Linked DNA regions of Homo sapiens: all the other regions are linked to region 2. A link is a loop called in an ENCODE intact Hi-C map of the cell type or tissue named here. Cell type or tissue: endothelial cell of umbilical vein. All regions are shown on one strand.

Evidence for each region. A loop is a pair of places that touch in the nucleus more often than their neighbours do. Peaks named below come from ENCODE experiments on the same cell type or tissue, not always from the same donor. Only the 100,000 strongest peaks of a DNase experiment are listed, where the experiment ranks them.
Region 1: a loop joins it to region 2, with 2.1 times the contacts of the local background. A loop is called at or near these places in 7 of 110 quality-filtered maps.
Region 3: a loop joins it to region 2, with 4 times the contacts of the local background. A loop is called at or near these places in 4 of 110 quality-filtered maps.

Annotation. Positions count from the first base shown.
Region 1 is chr2:33,213,254-33,215,753 of GRCh38, reverse strand. All of the region lies in intron 7 of LTBP1 (latent transforming growth factor beta binding protein 1), which reads right to left. Among named protein-coding and RNA genes, the nearest start is that of MIR4430, 200 kb to the left of the region's middle. In endothelial cell of umbilical vein, no CTCF peak of the experiment used is centred here; DNase peaks (open chromatin) are centred at 343 and 1,063; H3K27ac peaks cover 2,453 bases.
Region 2 is chr2:33,269,523-33,272,022 of GRCh38, reverse strand. The region is part of intron 15 of LTBP1 (latent transforming growth factor beta binding protein 1); the gene reads right to left. Among named protein-coding and RNA genes, the nearest start is that of MIR4430, 150 kb to the left of the region's middle. In endothelial cell of umbilical vein, a CTCF peak has its summit at 1,253 (motif pointing right); a DNase peak (open chromatin) is centred at 1,232; H3K27ac peaks cover 229 bases.
Region 3 is chr2:32,552,847-32,555,346 of GRCh38, reverse strand. The region is part of intron 65 of BIRC6 (baculoviral IAP repeat containing 6); the gene reads right to left. Among named protein-coding and RNA genes, the nearest start is that of BIRC6-AS2, 21 kb to the left of the region's middle. In endothelial cell of umbilical vein, a CTCF peak has its summit at 1,298 (motif pointing left); a DNase peak (open chromatin) is centred at 1,306.

The DNA of each region.
Region 1 (2,500 bases), 56 kb after region 2:
AGAGCGAGACTCTATCTCAAAAAAAAAAAACAAAAAACAAAAGAAAACCAATGGAAGTTTAGCATCCATACCCCAGGCTAGTGAGCAGAGTGTGGTGACAGAAGGTCCAGGCAGGTGGTGGCCCTCAGAAGGACAGCAAGTAGTAGACACCAGTCACCTGGCAGGCCTCCAGGGGCAGCGTTTCTTTTCTGCCAGGTCCAAGCATGCAACATTCTGACTGAGGCGCTAAGTAACTACATATCCAAATTGTAAAACAAGACCAAACCACAGAAGGCTCAGCTAAGTTTTAGTTACATCATAGCTTTGATGTTCTAAGGTTTTATTATTTTTAATGATTTCAACAGGATGCTGTGTGCTCTCCAACAGCAGTATATGATAGTGATTAAAAATGTGACTCAGGAGTTAGAGAGGCCTGAGAATGAATTCTGACTGTAGGACTTCTTACACGCATTATCTTAGACATTTTCCTACCCATAACGTAGAGTGCATAATAGTATCTTTCTCCTAGGGTCATGAAACATGAAAGAAAAAAGGCATGTGCAATGCTGAACATTATAGCTGAGCACTTACATGTGTCAGCTATCATTACCATTATCATTATTATTATTATTATAGATAAAAGCTCCCTACTCCAGATGTCCCATTTGAGGCCCCAAATGTTTGTCGGATTCCCCAGGGAGTAGAAGGCGTGTGAGTGGAGTAGATTGTAAACGGTCCTGTCAATCAAACAGGTTAGTCTAATTGCCCTCTCGAAAGTACCAGACTCCATAAGAAACGACCCTACGAGACAAAATGAACTTCCCTAATATAAAAGCAGGTGTTAAAGACATTCTGAGTTAAGCAAAACTAGGCATACCAAAACAATTGCTTTTTTTTTTTTTAGATGAACTTGAAAAAACACGTAATTCTGGGGAAGGCACTGAAAAAAGCCCTAGTGTAAGTCAGTAAAGCCCAAGACCATCACATCTCTTGAAACCGGGGCAGTAACTCCTGCAGACACGTGACACGCATTCCTTGAGATAAAGAAACTCTCTTATAAAACAACACAACTGGATAAACAATGAGTGACGTTGTGTGCCAGATACCAACACAATGACCTGGGGAAGTCTGTTTGAAGACAGGGCTCTCAGCAAAGTGTTTAACCACGTGCAGTGAGGGAAAGTCCCCGAGGTTGGAACAGCGGCAGGGCCACAGATGAACAGTCTCAGACACGGGGGAAGACTGGACCAAAAAAAGAGTGATAAAGTGGTAGGTGGGTAGGTAGTCACAGAGATGACGAAACAAACATGCACAGGCACGTACACGCAGAGTGGGGAGAAGAAGAGGGAGAGACAGATCCAACGTGAGAACAAACGGGAACCTTAGAGAAGACAGGCACATATTTGGGGCTGGAATCAGGTAGTTTCCATACTCCTTGAGCTTAATCACAAAACGTGTAACCCTGAAATATGAAGGACTGAAGGGAGGAAAGGCGAACAATGACCCAGGCCTAAGACTGGGAACAAAATGATTCTGTAAAAACACAGAGGTCCCCACCGTTGCAACCTGGCTGCCAAAGCATGCTTAGGGTTTATTTCCAGTTTTATAAAATTTATGTAAGACACCAGTTCACATCATATGCAGATCATTCTTGTACTGGACTCTTTAGGTTCATCTCCTAATCAAGCGAAACACTCAACACTTGCTGATTTTATATGCTTAAAATGTTAGTAGCAGTTAAAATCCAATTTTCACCTTGGATTCCTAGAATGTTTTATTTGGTAGGGCAAAAATAAATCATTTTTTCTCAACAGGGCCTCCAGAAAGGTACAAGGTTTTCATTACATGATTCAGGCCGCTTTATCCCATGGCTTTGTTTTTGCAGGTCCACAGCCAAGAGCAGCATAAGCCATCCAAATTGTTTAAATAAATGGTAGTGTAGGTGGTACCACAACACTGTGTGTGTCTTGAAACTGGGTCTGCACAGTATAAGAATAAGCTACAAGAGATGAAGTCACAGTTATAACAAGACTCAAAGTTCTACATATGCCCTTCAGTTATTTAACTATGAAGAGGCTTCGATGTGCAGCCAGAAACTCCATCTGAGAGATCTCTGTGGCCATACTCAGGGCTCTCACCCAAGAGACCACTGAACACCATAGGGTCTCACCTGGATGTAGGAAATGCCTACAGGAAAAGAAGGTAGAGGAAAGATCTTCTCTCTCCCACACCAAAAGGCCACACTGAAGAGAATCACATGGAATAGGATGAGATCAGCATTCAGAAAATCCTTGTCTATGACTGTTAGGTTCTGCTTTCTGGTGAGATGTAATCACACAGATATAGGCTCACGCTAACTATATTTTTACGCACAGATTGAGGTGATGTTTTACAAGTTAAAAACACAAATGGAATTCCTCCTTTGTGAATTATTCACTACATTAACATGGAAAGCCTTATCATTTCAGGATGTGTCTTACGAATAAGTAATCCTGGAGAAATGTGCTAAATTTACAACCCA
Region 2 (2,500 bases):
TTACAAATTACTTATACCTTTTGTGAGTCTAGTTATGTTAATTCACTTTCAGGAAGATACATTTGTTTATAGTGAAAATATTATCAAATTATAGGAAAAATAATTCAAAAGGCTAAAAACATGGGTAATTAATATGACTGCCTAAACTTAAGTGACTGGCAATAATAACACAAAACAATGAATTATACATACAGCACAGCATATAATCATTAACAAGATAGGAAAATGCTTATTTGTTAAAAAAACACAGGCACAAATTATAATATAGAATATAATCTCCATTATACTACAATACACACAGAAAAGAAGGTTGGAGGGAAGTAGATCCAAGTTTTATGGTTTTTAGGATTAGCATTTTCTTCATTTTTTTTGGTACTTTTTAAAATTTTTACACTAAGCATGTCTTGGCACTTTCATAATCTGAAAAGTCTTCCTTAAAAATATAACTTGTATGTACCTAAAATCTGAAGGTAAAAGGTAATCTTCACCAGGTTATACTCATGGACTTTCAGGTAAGAATTCTCTTCTGTTTATAGGAATTTTTTAGTGAAACAGCATGAGATGCACACGACTCTATATTATACATAGAAGCTTCCTTTGCAAGTTACTGGTGTTTAGATTTCTTGGGTTTTTTCCCGGGTGGTTATTGACCTATCTTTATACTCATCTCTGACATTTTCATAAAGCAGAAAGACATGTTGACCATATTTGCAAAAAAAAAAATTAGAAGGTGAATTAATATATTCAGGGCAAGGGTTCAGAACAAATTAAGAGGCTATAAATCTGGGGTTTTCATGAAAAGCTTGATGAGTAGTCACTAACCCACTCCCACAATACCAATTTGGTGATTACCAAGTATTTGTCATTTGGCAGGGACAGCCTTAGAATGGAACTTCTTTATATGTGTGAACAAGTCTTCAAATATATGTGATGCTTAATTAAAATGTGATATATTCCTATGCCACAAATTGCCAACATAGCTAAAGTGTTTCTTCTCAAAAGTCAGCTCTGAGGTAGGAGAAATAGTGAAGAAGTATAACTCTTTAGTCTTAGGAATAAAATGAGTAATAATGGCCTTTCCCACCAATCCAATATCTTAGATAGAAGCTAGGAGGTTGGAATTTGATAAAAAATGTTTGTTGATTTTTAGTTGATTACCTCATACATAAGTATATAGAGACGTGGCTTGCAAACGCTGAACATGTCTGTCAGGATCACGTTACATGTAAGAAAATGTTAGGCTGACACCACTAGAGGGTACTAAGAGATACAGCAAAGGAAAGAGGGACACTTTCTGAAACATACTTGATTTCTACTTCTTCCCATTTTTACACAAGTGATTAATTAATGTAACTGTCATCAGTTTGACCTCAGAGATCCCTTCCATCCTTTGCCAGGCAGGATTCCATTCTTTTTTTTTTTTTTTTTTTTTTGAGACGGAGTCTTGCTCTGTCACCCAGGCTGGAGTGCAGTGGCACGATCTCGGCTCAGTGCAAGCTCTGCCTCCCGGGTTCACGCCATTCTCCTGCCTCAGCCTCCCAAGTAGCTGGGACTACAGGCACCCGCCACCACGCCCGGCTAATTTTTTTGTATTTTTAGTAGAGACGGGGTTTCATCGTGTTAACCAGGATGGTCTCCATCTCTTGACCTTGCGATCCACCCACATCAGCCTCCCCAAGTGCTGGGATTACAGGCGTGAGCCAAGGATTCCACTCTTGTAGGCAGACAGAAAACAACCATCACACCTTCAAAACACCCCTGTCTGCTTTCTATTCACTACTTATCAAAAAGTTGAACATCAGAGGCTGTGTGCAGTGGCTCACGTCTGTAATCCCAGCACTTTGGGAGGCCGAGAAGGGAGGATCACTTGAGGCGAGGTCAGGAGTTTGAGGCCAGCCAGGACATGGTGAAACCCCATCCTTACTAAAAATAGAAAAAATTAGCCAGGTGTGGTGGTGGGCACCTGTAGTCCCAGCTATTCGGGAGGCTGAGGCAGGAGAATCGCTTGAACCCTGAGTGACAGGGCGAGACTTTGCCTCAAAAAAAAAAAAAAAAAAGTTGAATATCAGGTAAAAAAATAAATTACTGGTACTTATACTTTAAAACATATAAAACATGTCTCCCTCATATCTCCCCTGTGTTTTCTCTCCTTTTCTAATAGGTTTTCATTCCTGAGCACATAGACAGTACACAAGTCCTGAGAATGTTGTCTTAAAGAACAGGAAAAGTGTTCTGCATTTTCTGTTTTTTAGGGCAAAGACAAGATGCTTTATATTTTTCCTAAGTGGTCACTCACACATCGGCATGCAAACCTTTTCCCACCGAGTAGATCAGTTCATGTAGAAGAATATGATTCTTTGAGCAAACTGTGTCAATATAAACTCTAGAAACTGGGCTCTGTCTGATACACCAGAGTCAAGCCTCACATAGACAGCACTCATTTCTTGTGTCAGGGGTATGTATGCTGGTGAATGGGAATGTCTTGTCTTTTTAGCATGCT
Region 3 (2,500 bases), 720 kb after region 2:
TAATAGAGATGAAGTCTCACTGTGTTGCCAAGGCTGATCTCAAACTCGTGGGCATAAGCAATCCTCTCATCTTGGCCTCCCAAAGGGATTACAGGCATGAACCACCACCACAGCTCCCAGACTCTTTATTAAAACAGTACAAAGAAATGGCATAATTTGACAGTTTCATATGAACTATTACCATGAAAACTATAAATAAGGATATACAGTTAAGTATCATGTTACGACAGCTCGACAATTTTTCATTATTTGTTTCTCAGGCAGTGTATATCAACAAAATAAAGTATTTTTATAAATAATAAAAATTATGTATTTTCTATTGGTATCAAACCTTATCTTTTCCTGTAAGAGCACTAATACAATTTCTATGTCCTTTTTAATTTGGAGAGCCCTGAGACCTAGCAAGATGGCTAGGTTTCCAACTGCACATTTACTTTGATGTAACTACTAAGTAATTCAAATTTAATAAATATGGTCATATTTAAATTAAGATATTTGTCGTGACAACAGAATTAACCTTATTCTCAAACAGTATACTTATGAAATTAAATACCTACTCTTAAAGAAACATATCCAAAGGTAACATAAAGTAAAAAAAAAAGAGCTTTAAACATACAAAATACACTGTGAGAAAAATCAGATGGTATATCAAAATGCAGTAATGGGTTTTGACACATTATAGTTTGTTATAAAACTGTCAAACCAATATTAGGGAAATTAAAAATTTTAATCCTAGTATATAACATCATTTAACTAAGATAACCAGCCAATTCAGTAGATACTTTATAATTTTCCCAATGAAGTCCTGTGCCTGCTCTCTCATGTCTACCTTACTCTAACACATCACTTACTCATTTTTATTTTTCATAATGACAAAATCCATTTATATCTTGCTTTTCAACTTGAAAATAAGTGAGTTTAATAATCACCACGTTACTAACCAGTTAAACTTGAGCAACTGAATACATTTCTCTAGATTTCATTTGTTCTTTTCTAATCTGTGAATTGTCAGATTAACCCAGATAACAGCAATTTCCCTTGATAATCTGAAAGAATATTCATCCCCATATAATAAGACCACTATTAAAAAGGTAAAGATTTATTTCAATAAGAATTTGTAGCATACCCCACTAAGTTAATGGCAAATAATTTAATGTGTGCTGAGACTTAATATGCTCTCTTCTCAAAAAAGGAACATACTATTTTCTAAAATAGGTGAGGGTCTCTAAAGTAACATTCTGCCTGTTAACATTAACATGTGAATATTACCAAATACTTCTTAAAATGAAACAGGATCTCCATCTAGTGGCCAGAGGGGTAACTCCATACTATACAAGGGCTAGAGAAAAAATGATTGTGGCCTACAAAACGCAACTTTCAGAATACCATTTCTTATGAAAAGTGGAAGTGAAAATGTTGAGAAAGAAATTAAAATGAACAAATAATATATTTTCCTATCTAGAACACTAACAGATGTCTTTATTTTAGTAAGCAATAAGAAACAAATTATTAAAGCATCAAACTTACTATTTTGAGTAACTGGAACCATAATGTTAACCTTTGATAAATCTGATTAATTTAGCCTAAATATGAAGATTTATGTTTCTGCTGTAATGCCACCAAACGCTTTTTTTTAAAGTCTCCATTCATTTACAGGCTGGGTTGTGGCTCATGCCTGTCTGTAATCCCACCACTTTGGGAGGCCGAGGTGAGCGGATCACTTGAGGTCAGGAGTTCGAGACCGGCCTGGCCAACGTGGTGAAACCCTGTCTTTACTCAAAATACAAAAAAAATTAGCAGGGTGGGTGGCGGGTGCCTGCAGTCCCAGCTACTCGGGTGGCTGAGGCATGAGAACTGCTTGAACCCGAGAGGCGGAGGTTGCTGTGAGCCAAGATCATATCACTGCACTCCAGCCTGGGCGACAGAATGAGACTCTGTCTCAAAAATAAAATAAAAAAATAAGTCTCCATTCATTTACGTATCTAAATTTTCCTCTCCACCCATTTTAAGATCTACAAAAAGAGGTCAAAAGAGTAGGAAAACTACTGTTAGTCACAAAAATCTTTTGCTAGAAACAGTAAATTCAAAAAGATGAAATATCAGGAATTTATCTTTTTTTTTTTTTTTTTTTTTTTTTTTTTTTTTTTTTGAGACAGAGTTTCACTCTTGTCACCCAGGCTGGAGTGCAGTGGTGCCATCTCGGCTCACCGCAACCTCCCCCTCCTGGGTTCAAGCGATTCTCCTGCCTCAGCCTCCCAAGTAGCTGGGATTACAGGCATGTGCCACCACATCTGGCTAATTTTGTTTTTTGTTTGTTTTTTTTTTTTAGTAGAGATAAAATGATGTAACTTATAGTCAGTAGGTTAAACGGTAGCATGCCTCCTAAATGATATTAAATATGGATTGTTTTCAGGAAAACACAGCTTAATATAAGCATATAAGTACATATATAATTAAGTAAACATAAATATAAATATATAAATATATAATTAGTTATCAG